3 separate regions of the Homo sapiens genome follow, and regions 1 and 3 are each linked to region 2. The links are chromatin contacts, found by Hi-C or POLR2A ChIA-PET in ENCODE. All regions are on one chromosome and are shown on one strand. Each heading gives the region's core, a stretch centred on a gene start or an enhancer-like site at or near the end of the contact. The rest is flanking DNA. Distances are from core to core; before and after follow the strand shown. Region 1 holds the start of RAD52 (RAD52 DNA repair protein). Region 2 overlaps WNK1 (WNK lysine deficient protein kinase 1). Region 3 overlaps NINJ2 (ninjurin 2).

Region 1 (4,610 bases), core at 1,968-4,467, 130 kb after region 2:
AAGATATCTTATTTAATATATATTGTTGATGCAGTAACATGAACTCACAGCCAACAACAAAAGTGATGCCTGAACAAAGCTAATCTAAAAGCTTATCTTTTCTCTATAAGATATATCACAGCCTTCAACTTGGAAATGCTAGACAGCACTTCTATTCTTGGAGGCCCCTATAAACAGCAAAATCACCAAAAGCACAAAAATACAAAAAAACATGGCACTACGTATACAGCCAAAATAACACTTATGAACAGTTTTAGAGCTGAAACAGGAAGGCAGAGTGTCACCTTATTTGAACATAGCTGGGAAAGCATACAGTGGGTGACTCAAAATTTTTCACAACTAGTCTCTCCCACAGCTAGCTCAGTTACATTTTTCATACACTCATCTCCAACTACACCGTTTATACTACAAGATAACACGTTTTGGTGTACATTACACAACAGCAATCTCTGACGGTTTCTGCCTCCCTGAGAAGACCAGCACACAAACATTTCTCTGCTTGATACCACGATAATTAACGGCCTGGTAAGTGGTGAACTGAGAATAGAACACTTTAAAAAACACTCCCAGAGGGGCGCAGTGGCTCACGCCTGTAATCCCAACACTTTGGGAGGCCAAGGCGGGAGGATCACCTGAGGTAGGGAGTTCGAGACCAGCGTAACCAACATGGAGAAACCCCTTCTCTACTAAAAATACAAAATTAGCCGGGTGTGGTGGTGCACACCTGTAATCCCAGCTACTCGGGAGGCTGAGGCAGGAGAATCGCTTGAATCCAGGAGGCAGAAGTGGCAGTGAGTCAAGATCTCGCCACTGCAGTCCAGCCTGGGCAACAAGAGCGAAACTCTGTCCCCCCAAAAAAACAACAGACAAACAAAAAAACAAAACTCCCGCCCAGGTGTGGTGGCTCACACCTGTAATCCCAGCACTTTGGGAGGCCGAGGCGGGTGGATCACCTGAGGTCAGGAGTTTGAGACCAGCATTGCCAACACGGTGAAACCCTGTCTCTACTAAAAATACCAAAAATTAGCCTGGCATAGTGGCATGCGCCTGTAAGCCCAGTTACCGAGGAGGCTGAGAGAAACTCTGTCCCCCCAAAAAACAACAGACAAACAAAAAAACAAAACTCCCACCCAGGCGCGGTGGCTCACACCTGTAATCCCAGCACTTTGGGAGGCCGAGATGGGTGGATCACCTGAGGTCAGGAGTTCGAGACCAGCATGGCCAACATGGTGAAACCCTGTCTCTACTAAAAATACCAAAAATTAGCCGGGCATAGTGGCATGCGCCTGTAAGCCCAGTTACCGAGGAGGCTGAGATAGGAGAAGCGCTTGAACCCAGGAGGTGAGGTTGCAGTGAGCCCAGATACGCCATTGCACTCCACCCTGGGCAACAAGAGTGAAACTTCATCTCAAAAAAAAAAAAAAAACAAAAAAAAAACTGCCCTAAACGATACCAGACCTGAGGCCACTGAATTACCTGACCCAACCCAAGAGTTAAATGCTAGTTTCCAAAAACTTAAGTTTTAAATGTCTGTGCCTCAGACTGCGAGTTCTGTGGAGGACTAGACCTAGAAAGCCTAGAAAATCACCAGTATCCATCAAAAATGGAGAAACAAAATGTGGTATATCCACACAATAAATAATTCAGTTATTTAAAAAATGAAGTTGATACATGCTACATACAACATAGATGGACTTTGAATCATGAAGTGAAATAAACCAAACACAAAAGAACAAATATTGTATAATACAGTACTGAGAATGGGTAAATTCATAGATTAGTGCTGCTGGGAGTAGGAGGAAATAATGGGTGTCTGCTAATGGTTTTAAGGTTTCTTTTAGGGATGATAAAAATGTTCTGGAATTAGATAATAGTGGTGATTGCACAACCTTGTGAATATATTAAAACCACTGAATTGCACACTTTAAAAGGGTGAATTTAGACTGGGTGTGGTGGCTCACACCTGTAATCCCTGAACTTTGGAAGGGCGAGGAGTTCGAGACCAGCCTAACCAACATGGTGAAAAATACAAAGTAGCTGGGTGTGGTGGTATGCGCCTGTAATTCCAGCTACTTGAGAGGCTGAAGCAAAGAATCGCTTGAACCCAGGAGGCGGACGTTGCAGTGAGCCGAGACGGCGCCACTGTACTCCAGCCTGGGCAACAGAGCGAGACTATGTCTCCACTTTTTTTTAAAAAAGGGAGTGAATTTAATTGTACGTGAATTATAACTTTTTTTTTTTTGGATGGATTCTCGCTCTGTCCCCCAGGCTGGAGTGCAGTGGTGCGATGTCGGCTTACCGGCACACCTGCCTACTGGGTTCAAGCGATTCTCATGCCTCCGCCTCCCGAGTAGCGGGGATTACAGGCGCCCGCCACCAGGCCTGCCTAGTTTTGTATTTTTAGTAGAGACGGGGTTTCGCTATGTTAGCCAGGCTGGCGTAGAACTCCTGGCCTCAAGCGATCCTCCCGCATCGGCCTTCCAAAGTTCTGGGATTACAGGTGTGAGACGCCGCGCCAGACCTCTATCTCAATGTTATAACAAGGCTCAATACTCAGCTAAAGTGAGCGTCAAATTTTTATTTTTATTTTTTCCCCCGTGACAGGGTCTCGCTCTGTCGCCCGGGACGGAGTGTCGTGGTACGGGTGCGATCTCGGCTCACTGCAGGCTTGACCTCCAGGGAACATGGGGGCATGCCGCCACCATGCCCGGCGTCAAATTCCTTTTAAATCAATCATTTCTTCCCAGCGTCCCCCGCTCCCTGCAACTCAACTTCGTTTAGCTATTAACACAAACTTCAGATTCCCCACGCCTGTCTGCAGGCAGCATCTCCAAGGAAGCGCCACCACGGACACCTGGCTGTCCGCACCGCGGTGGGGTCCCGGCGCGTTGGTGCCAAGTTTCCTGTACCCCGCCTTCCTACCCACCTCTCGGGAGGCCCGGATACTGAGCCCCTCACTGCACTGGTGAACTAGAACAGGCCTCTGGACTCAGCATCTCTACGCTGAGACCTCAGGATCAGGTCCACCGCAGCCCCAGGTTCTCGACCCGGAAGCTGAGCCTTCCCACGCTCCACACCCACGGCTAGAACCACCCCGGGGGAAGCCGCTCTCCTCCCCCACTTACGCGCCTCGGGCAGCGCGCGGTGCACACAGGGAGCTCGATCTAGGCTATGGACAAGGGGAAGAGATCTTAGATGGAGGCCGCGCAGAGGAGAATGGGAAGGGTGCGCGAGCGTCTCTGGGAAGAAGGTCCGAACCCACGCCCAGCGCCGGAGGGGGAAAAAAAAAAACACAGACCAGAGAAGGAACCGTAAATCAAGTCGGAGGGGAAAAGAGCCGCAAAGCCTTCTGCGGCAGCCGTAAAGCAACCTGGAGGCGCGGTGCTGGCTTTTACGTTCTGAGCCGCTCGCCCTGCCGCTTCCCTGCGCGCCCTCTGCCTCCTACTTCCCGCCAGCTTCCCTCGGTCCGCGGCCGTCGGATCTCTGCTGCCCCCTGGTGGGCCTGGCGGTTTCGTCAGGCCTTCAGCGGCTAGTTAGGCCCGGGTGGTTCACACTTCACATGCCCAGTGCCCATTAGGATGCGGGGCCCGCCCACCCATGCACAATTGGGAAAATCTGAGGATGAATGGTTGTCAGAGACCTTCCCAGATTCCGCCCGGGCCGAGGCAGCGGTGGACCTGGTGGTTCTCGCGGCCTCTCACCACCGCCGCGCACATCCAGTCGTCACCGGATGGCGCCTTCGGTTAGCGACGACCGCAGGGAAATGGAGAAGTGCGGCTTGGGGGGCGAAGTCCCCTCTAGAATGTCCCCTGGGGCCGGGCGTGGTGGCTCAGGCCTGTAATCCCACCACTTTGGGACGCCGAGGCGGGCTGATCACGAGGTCAGGAGTTCGAGACCAGCCTGGGCAACATGGCGAAACCCTGTCTCTACTAAAAATACAAAAAATTAGCCGGGCGTGGTGGCGGGCGCCTGTAGTCCCAGCTACTCGGGAGGCTGAGGTAGGAGAATGGCGTGAACCCCGGGGGACGGAGCCTGCAGTGAGCCGAGATCGCCCCACTGCACTCCAGCCTGGGCGACAGAGCGAGGCTCCGTCTCAAAAAAAAAAAAAAAAGTTTTTGTAGCGACAGGGTCTTGCTATGTTGCCCAGGCTGGTCTTGAACTCCTCGCCTCAAGTGATCCTCTTGCCTCAGCCTCCCAAAGTGCTAGGATTACAGGTATGAGCCACTGCACCTAGCCCACTTATCATTCTTTTTGTGGCGAGATATTTTCAACTTACTCTCTTAGAAATTTTGAAATATACAATAAATTATTATTAACTATAGTCACTATGCTGTGCAATAAATCTCAAAATTGTATTCCTCCTGTTTAACTGTTAACTTTGTACCCTGAGACCAACATCTTCATCTCCCCATTATCTCCCCCAGCCCCTTATTCCCCAGCCTCTGGGGAATTTTTAGTAGAGACAGGGTTTCTCCATGTTGGTCAGGCTGGTCTCGAACTCCCAACCTCAGGTGATCTGCTCACCTCAGCCTCCCAAAGTGCTGGGATTACAGGTGTGAGCCACTGTGCCCAGCCAATATTGAGCATTTTTATGAACCTGTTGATCATTT
Region 2 (4,317 bases), core at 47-2,546:
ATTTTTTATTTGGTGAAATTGGATATTTTTAAATTATCACTGTGGCATATATTCTTTATTAATTGTTAAAGTTAATACTGCTGAGCTGATTAATTCCAGATCATTGGAATACAGTGTTACAGCACCTGGATATAGTCACTTGCATGTTTTCTGAAATGCTTACGGTTAGCATGTTGAAACATGAACAGATCATTTCTGTCCTGCAAATTCTAATTTCTTTATCCAACTTCCACTCTTGTTTATGGCAATACCTTTATCCTAGTTAGTCAGGCTTCTTGATACTCTCTTTTCTTCCATTAGAATGTGCTAACTAGCACTATATACCTAGTACTATGAACAAGTGCTAGATATCACATTCTACTGGAAGTGTCTAATACTGAATAATAAGTGTTTGAATGAATTAAGGAGAATTATGTGGTAATAATTATGTGTACATCTTGAGATTCTTTCCACTGGTTTGGATACTTACTTGGTTGTCAACAGTTTGTCTGGCATGCCTAAGATTACTCTAAAATACAATGGTTTACTTGTTTTAAAAACTATATTGAGGAGCTTTGGGTAACATAGTGGGGTAATAAGCCCCTGTGGAATGGCTGTCCCACACCAACAAACTGAAATGTGGAATATAATAAAAGTTTTTTCCAATACGTGTCTAAGCTTTAAGGAAAGAAAGGTTAACCTCCAGATAATAAGCAGAGATAACTCAAAGCCAAAACAGGAACTTATACTCTGGGATTTTAGACCACATATTGGTTGAGGAGTTGATGCTAGTTTTAATGTCCATGCAAGGACAGAAAGCCTTAGAACTAGGTAGAGAGGGGAGCTAGAACTTAGCCTGTGTCAAAAAACTGAACTATCCGTGAAAAGAGAGACCTCAGTGCTCTAGCCAGTGAAAGCTGCAAGGAATTTTACCTGTGTGCAGAAGACTGTGGATAAGAGGGGAGACCTATGAAAAATAGAAATTCACATCAAATGCTACCAGTGTTCTTAATTATTCTGTAAACTAATCTTTTCTTTTTCTTTTTTTGGAGACAGGGTCTCACTCGGTTGCCCAGGACAGAGTGCAGCAGCACAATCATAGCTCACTGCAGCCTCAAACTCCTGGGCTCAGGGAATCCTTCCACCTCAGCCTCCCCACTACCTGGGACTATAGTTGCTCACCACCATACCTGTCTAATAAAAAAACAATTTTTTTTTTTTTAGTAGAGACAGTGTCTATTTTGTTGCCCAGGCTGCTCTCAAACTCCTGAGCTCATCCTGATTTGGCCTCATCCCGATTTGACCTCCCAAACTGCTGGGATTACAAGCATGAGCCACGGTGCCCAGCCTGTTTGGTATTCTTCCATCTCATATGTAGATGGCGCTATAACATAAATTTGTACCATCTACTTGGTACAGGAATCCCAAACCGAAGAACATACATGATAATTGATCAGGAACGGAAAGAAAACTCCCGGGGACATTTTCACAGTTCCTTGGTCAGTGTCCAGAGGCAAAACTGTTTCCAAAGAAGATGACCTCACAATTAAATTACAAATCACACCAATGAAGGTGAATAGACACAACCAGAAAATAGCACTGCAACAATTAAGGATATCATGGACAAGTCTGAAAGTGATTACAAACAATTATTTACATAATGATGTCAGTAAAGATATTTGTAAGTGTATATGAAGTGTATAAAGAGAAAAGAAGGAATTGAAGGAAAAAGACACCAAAGAAAAAAAAGACAGGCATAATTTAAAAGCTTCTGAAGAACTTCTAGAAATAAGAACATTAAAATTCAAACATAAATGGTCTAACGGTTAAACAGCAGACTGAATTGAATTGACAGGAATATTAACTACGAAGAAATGAGCAACAGAACACACAAAAAAGACAGAAAATATTTAAAGAGGATGACATAGTAGTGAGAAGACCCAGATAGATTTAATTATCTAAAAGGGGTTTCCCTGTAGTCCTAGCTACTCTGGAGGCTGAGGCAGAGAATCACTTGAGCCCAGGAGGTGGAGGTTGCAATGAGCCGAGATCGTGCCTCTGCACTCCAGCCTGGGTGACAGAGCGAGACTCCATCTCAAAAATAAAAATGAAAAAGTAGAGAGAATGAGAAAAAGAAAAATTTCAGAATTTAAGAATTCTGATTGAGAATGTATACAGATTCCTAAGCAAGTAGATTGAAAACATTCATATTCATTTCTGGAAGAATGGATAACTAGGACCATTGGCAGCATTTGGAGAGGCAGATTGGGAAGGAATGGGAATTAATTCCAAAATGCGTGCTTTTTGGACCTTTCGAGTTTCTACCTTTGTTCTCTATGTATATTTACATTGAAACAGATAAAACACCCATAGCTGAAAAATAAGATGGGAATGTATGAGTCAGAAAATTTGGATTAAGGCCAGGCGTGGTAGTTCACACCTGTAATCCCAGCACTTTGAGAGGCTGAGGCGGATGGATCACCTGAGGTCAGGATCACCTGAGGTCAGTTCGAAACCAGCCTGTCCAACATGGTGAAACCCCATCTCTACTAAAAATACGAAAAATTAGCTGGGCATGATGGCGGGCGCCTGTAATCCCAGCTACCCGGGAGGCTGAGGCAAGAGAATCGCTTGACCCCGGAAGTGGAGGTTGCAGTGAGCCGAGATTGTGCCACTGCACTCTAGCCTGGGTGACAGAGTGAGACTCCATCTCAAAAAAAGAAAAAGAAAAAAAATTTGGATTAAAAGTTGAGATAAATTTAGATGTATTTTTTTAAATAGACATGAAATTCAAATATCATACAATTAACATTTTAGAAAGTACAATTCAGTGGCACTTAGTACATTCACAATGTTTTGTAAGTACCACATCTATCAAGTTACTCAACATTTTAATCACCTCAGAACACTCTGTGCCCATTAAGCAGTTACTCTGCATTTCCCTTCCTCCAGCCAGGCAGCGTATTTTTTCTTTAATTGCACATTATCTAAGTTCTTTTTCTTTTTACAATTAAAAAGAAATTTTCAGTTTCTGAGCTTCAGAGGCTTATGCCAACAGGAGGGTTTATTAAGTAGAAAGAGCATTAGACTTGCAGTAGAAGTTGTGACTGCTCCCACCGCTGCCTCTGACCAACTGTGATTTTGGGCAAATAGCTAACCTTATTTGGGCTTCAGTTCCCCATGTGTATGTAAAACAAGTGGTTGGACTGCCTGATCTCTGGGACCAGCCATTCGTGGATGGGATTTTTTTATTGTAAAAAACATAACAAAATTTACCATCTTAACCATTTTTAAGTGTATAGTTCAGTAGTGTTAATACAAACACATTTCTGTGCAATTTCTAGAATGCTTTTCATGTCACAAACTCTATGCCCGTGGAACAATTTCCCATTTCTCCCAACCCTCAGCTCCTGACAACTACCAACTTTTTACCATCTCTATGGATTTATCTAATCAGGATATGTCCTATAAATAGACTCAAAGTATGTTATGGATCCTTGTGTTTGGCGTCTTTCACTTAGCATGGTGTTTTCGAGGATCATCGTGATTGCACGCATCAGTACTTCATCCCCTTTTATGACTGAATAACATTCCATTGCATGGAAATATCACAGTTTGTTTATTTATCCATTGATGAACATTTGGGCTGTATCCACCTTTTGGCTATTATGAGTACTGCTGCTATGAATATTTGTGCAGAAGTATTTTTTTGAGTACCTGTTTTCATTTCTTTTGGCTGTATACTAGGAATGGAATTGCTGAGTCATGTGGAAATCTTTGTTTAACTTTTTGAGGAGGCATCCTACCGGGAGTGACATGATACCTCATTATGGATTACATTTGCATTTCCCTAATGATTAATAATGTGGAACATCTTTTCATATGCTTATTGGCTATTTGTGTATCTTTGGAGAAATGTTTATTCAAGTTCTTTGCTCATTTTTTATTGGATTGCTTGTTTTTTTGTTGATTTATTAGAGTTCTTTATATATTTTAGAAATTAGACCCTTGTCCAGATCCATGATATGCAGATATTTTCTCCTATAGGTTGCCTTTTTTGCTCCTTGATAATGTTCTATGATGTACAGATTGAGTATAGTATCTCTTATCCGAAATGCTTGGGACCAGAAGGGCTTTGAATTTTTTCAGATATTGGAACTTTGAATTATACTTACCAGTTAAGCCTCCCAAATCTGAACTCCAAAATGTTCAAATGAGCATTTTTGTTGTGTGTCATGTTGGTGCTCAAGTTCAGATTTTCTATTGGAGCATTTTGGATCTTGGATTTTCTGATTTGGATGCTCAAGCCTGTGCCAAGTTTTAAATTTTGATAAAATC
Region 3 (4,305 bases), core at 1,241-3,740, 230 kb before region 2:
TATCCGTTCTCTCACTGGACGGTGAACTCCTTCAGGGTAGGAGCCGTAGTATGAGGCTGGCACTTACTGATAACTAGTAGTTGTTTTATCCATGAAGGGAGGGGACGACCTACACAGGCCTACACTTTAGGCATGACACGACAGCCAACATAGTCCCCAGACCAGTGTATCATCCTTCCACTATGTAAACACAGATAGGTTTCCCCTTGAAAAAAATTCCCACTATGTGAAAAGCCAAATCAATTTACAAGACAGCAAAATGGCGGAAGGAAGGGAAGGGACGGAAGGGACGGAAGGGACGGAAGGGACGGAGGGGACGGAAGGGACGGAGGGGACGGAAGGGACAGAAGGGAGGGAAGGGAGGAGGAGACATCTTGCAAATGGACTCCCCGCAGACTCCTTCAAATAGTCCCCTTTGTGAATCTCTTTCTAATCTTAGAATGAGGAAAACCTTTATAACTATGACATCAAATCCGGAAGCCATAAAGGATTAATACATTTGACTGCATAAAATTAAAATTATTTGAATGCAAAATAATAATAGCATATACACTTATAGCGCTCATTTCATGTCAAACCCTGCACAGAACACTTTATATATCTGAAGTCGTGTCATTCTCATAACAATCCCTGGGATAAGTACTGTCCTTATCTAAGGGACTCTGAGGTTAAGTAACTAAACTATGGTCATTCAGCCAGTAAGTTACAGACAAAACCCAGTAGCCTGCCTTCAGAGTGTGTGCTCCAGCCATTTCCTCGACCACCACACACCACACAAAATCAGGAGACAAAGAGAAACGGGGGGAACACTGCTGCACAGAGCACAAAGGACTGATTATCCTGAAGTCTGTGGAGGCCTTAAAAATGAGCCAACAGAAAAACTGAGTACAAACAAGCAAGCCCCTGAAGAAACATCACAAATCTGTGTAATAGATATGATAGCCTACATGATTGGCGAAGACTTAAGAGACTGATAATACTCAGTGTTGGTGAAGACATGGCTAAGCAAGCACTTTCACGTCCTTGGTAGAAATGTAAATTACTACCAAACGTACCAGAATTGTTACAATCATTTTTTTTTGGAGGACAATCTGACAATTATCTATTAAAATTTAAAATAGTCTTACCTAGTAAGTCCACTTCTAGGAGTCTCCCACAGAATAAGTCTCCCACAGAAAATGCTCCCCAAAGCTCAAAAAGACAAGCTATTCCATGCATCATTATTGATAATGTCAAAAACTGGGAATGAGCCAAATTGTAATCAAGGGTGTGTGGGCTAAATAAGCTGGCCTACAACCACACAATTAAATACTACATGTGTCTTTGAAAAGAGAGAGGTGTTCTTGTTCAATCAGTAAAAAACAATGGACAAAATGAAACAAAACAAAAAGAATGAGGTAGATCCCTATGATTAGATACAGAAGATATCTAAAATGTATTTAGTGGGGAGCAAGTCAGTAAGAACATGATATGATTCTATATTGGTAAAAATGAAACAAAGTATTCAGAGGATCTACTTTATATTTCAATGCATTAGAATAAGCACAGGAAACAGATATGGGAGGAATTTCTATCACACTAAAGACTTTCCCTTTCTTTCTAAGTTATGTATTTTCCCAATTGTAGGTTGTTTTCTCATGGGAGTTTGGTTTCAGTAAAAACCAGAGAACCTGCTAGACAAATTCTAGAAGAGCTCTAACACTTCCACTTCTAATTTTTCACACCTAAGACATCATCCTGTTACAATCAGGAAAAATATAATAAAGATGAAATTAAATATGCGATAAATAGCAAAAAACACCTTCCCTGTTTCTTTCTTTCTTCTACAAGCATGTGCTGGGTATGCCTCCTGAGTCCTAGGCACTGATGTCTCAGGCTGGGCATGCAGAGACGAATCCATATGGCTCCTGCTCTCAAGAAACTTCTGGAAGGGGGGAAACAGTTGGTAAATTTAGGGGGGGATTGTCTCCTGGACTCAGTTTTCCTCCGTGGGGTGAGGCAGATGGGCTGCTGTGGCAGCCGTCTCAGAGAGGGCGGGGTCTCCCTGTCAGGACCCAAGGGGTCCTAGGGTACAGGTGGAAGGCAGAGGTGGAGCGGTGTGGGGCAGCGGATCAGGGAGGGGCTGATGAGGCACTTAGGCTTTGTCCTGAGGGCAGCAGGGAGCAGTAGGAAGGTTATCCGCAGCCAGTGGCATCCTTAGAGCAGCGTCTTATTTTTTATTTTCGTTATTTTCTGTAGAGACGGTGTCTTGCTATATTGCACAGGCTGGTCTGGAATCCTGGTCCCAAACAAGTGGTCCTCCTGCCTCAGCCTCCCAATGTGCTGTAGCAGCATTTTAGCAGGACCATGATGGAAGCGGCTCGAAGGATGGGCTGGAGCGGAGAGCCACGCGCGGGAGCCCTGCTGGAGGTCTGCAGCACAGCATTGGCAGTGGGTATAAAAATGGGACTGCCCCAAGAGAGGGTGAGGAAACAGAACTGGCAGGACTGGGTGAGCGATTGGATGCTGAGGGTGGGGAAAGGGAGGGGTGGAAGACGACACCCTGTGCCTCTGGCTGGGTGGCAACTTTGTGCCTTCATAGTCTAAAAACGCACCCTCAGCGTTGCAGCCCCAATAGGACTCAGTTGATGAACAACTTTCCAGGAACGTGGCTCTTGTGTGAAAGGGGCACCTGCGGGAACCTGCACAGATGCAGCTGCCTGGTGGGATTACAGCAGTCCGCCCAGCCACTGCCCAGGGCGCCTGGAAGCCTGTCAAGGGCATAGTCCTTTGTGGCTGATGCTTACAGCTGATCAGAACCCAGGACACTAGCACTTACTATCAAGGTTATAGGGAGGCTGATGCTTACAGCTGATCAGAACCCAGGACACTAGCACTTACTATCAAGGTTATAGGGAGGCTGATGCTTACAGCTGATCAGAACCCAGGACACTAGCACTTACTATCAAGGTTACTGGGAGGCTGATGCTTACAGCTGATCAGAACCCAGGACACTAGCACTTACTATCAAGGTTATAGGGAGGCTGATGCTTACAGCTGATCAGAACCCAGGACACTAGCACTTACTATCAAGGTTACTGGGAGGCTGATGCTTACAGCTGATCAGAACCCAGGACACTAGCACTTACTATCAAGGTTATAGGGAGGCTGATGCTTACAGCTGATCAGAATCCAGGACACTAGCACTCACTATCAAGGTTATAGGGAGGTGGCAGAGAAAAGAAGTTCAGCGAGAGTGGTGCCTCTTTTCAAAATGGTATGACAGTCCCTAGGTTCTCTGGCTCCTGTTTCTGGATTCAGTGCTGTGAGGGCCTCTCACCATCATGTGGTCTGTGTGAACCAACCATCAGGGCAGTTTAGGTACTGCAGGGTGTTGGGGCCCCAGTCCTTAGCAGGGTTCAAGCAGCGGGTGCCATGCCTAGATCTTACAATTCCCGGCAGCATCTCCCTTCACCTCCTGCTTGCTGAGAGCACTTTGGTGGGCAGAAATAGCCCTGTCACTCATGCCCAGCTGCACACACGTCAACAACCTGGGGCTGTGCGCTCTCCTGATGCAAGGTCCTTTCTGCTAGTCATGACTACTAAGACCTGCTGCCCAGGACTGAGTGCTGATTCACCTACTAGGTTGGTCAGAGGGTTGGGGGCAACTCTGATTGCAGAAGCTCTCTGGATGGGCAGTGCTAGCGGAGTTCCATAGAGCTGGTCTTAAAAGCAGGGGCCTTTTGGCTGAGCTCCGAGTCCCTGGAGGGACAGTGTCTGCTGTGAACAGATGTCACGGAGGGAGCAGTGCAGTGTCACCAGTCTGGCTTCTCGCCCCAGGTCCCTTGGGCACGTCTTATCTTATCGTGCAGCTGGGCTGGGGGTGCTGCCAGACTTTGTGGGAGCTGGCTGCAAGGGCCAAGGGTGTTTCTTTAGAGATATTTCTCAGGTTCTGGGCCTCATTAGAACAGGAAAGCCTTCTGAAAGAGTGACGTGGCCGGCGGCAGGTATGGTGTGTGACTTAACTAGTCAATTTTGAGCAAACAGAGGCCCCCAGGCGTTTTTCCCGGGTCACTCCCTTTGCCCCTCCTGCTCTGCTCATCCTTCCAACTGCTCCTTTAGCCTGAAGGCCTGGAGCCCCAGCCGCCAGGCTGTAGCCAAACGCATATCTTGTTTGCATTCTCGGTGAACTTACCATTAATCTGTGACAGATGAAAAATAGGAACTTTGAAGCCAGAATGGGGTCAAGTCTGGCTTTACTGCCTGCTGCTAGGTGACCTTGAACAAGCTAAGTTGTCTGAGCCATAGTGTCCCCAAGTGCAAAAT

What was found. Hi-C counts contacts between places; a loop is a spot of excess contacts on that map. ChIA-PET counts read pairs that join two places held with the same protein, here RNA polymerase II (POLR2A). Pooled maps may share reads with other maps.
Region 1: a loop to region 2 is called in a map of dorsolateral prefrontal cortex, with 9 times the contacts of the local background. The contact joins the promoter of RAD52 here to the enhancer-like site in region 2. A Hi-C loop is called at or near these places in 47 of 168 maps with a recorded cell type or tissue (A673, B cell, CD4-positive, alpha-beta T cell and 34 more), 37 of 37 single-sample maps with no recorded cell type and 39 of 50 pooled maps. POLR2A ChIA-PET finds 5 or more read pairs at or near these places in 11 of 52 experiments (B cell, CD4-positive, alpha-beta T cell, CD4-positive, alpha-beta memory T cell and 8 more).
Region 3: a map of mesothelial cell of epicardium shows a loop between it and region 2 (28-fold over the local background). The contact joins two enhancer-like sites. A Hi-C loop is called at or near these places in 101 of 168 maps with a recorded cell type or tissue (A673, B cell, CD14-positive monocyte and 60 more), 37 of 37 single-sample maps with no recorded cell type and 40 of 50 pooled maps. POLR2A ChIA-PET finds 5 or more read pairs at or near these places in 14 of 52 experiments (CD4-positive, alpha-beta T cell, CD4-positive, alpha-beta memory T cell, HCT116 and 10 more).

The regions. Positions count from the first base shown.
Region 1 is chr12:946,477-951,086 of GRCh38, forward strand. RAD52 (RAD52 DNA repair protein) reads right to left here and starts at 3,218. Exons shown (of 12, transcript NM_134424.4): 1 at 3,126-3,218. RefSeq lists enhancers at 2,390-3,048, 2,541-2,620, 3,049-3,707, 3,171-3,440.
Region 2 is chr12:815,260-819,576 of GRCh38, forward strand. The region is part of intron 2 of WNK1 (WNK lysine deficient protein kinase 1); the gene reads left to right. Among named protein-coding and RNA genes, the nearest start is that of WNK1, 65 kb to the left of the region's middle. Within about 2 kb of position 1,297, at least 2 of the 41 ENCODE cell types and tissues checked have a DNase peak (open chromatin) inside an H3K27ac peak, as active enhancers do; they include dorsolateral prefrontal cortex and tibial artery, where a contact is called at or near this core.
Region 3 is chr12:587,886-592,190 of GRCh38, forward strand. The region is part of intron 1 of NINJ2 (ninjurin 2); the gene reads right to left. It also overlaps the pseudogene RNU7-103P. Among named protein-coding and RNA genes, the nearest start is that of NINJ2-AS1, 41 kb to the right of the region's middle. Within about 2 kb of position 2,491, at least 8 of the 41 ENCODE cell types and tissues checked have a DNase peak (open chromatin) inside an H3K27ac peak, as active enhancers do.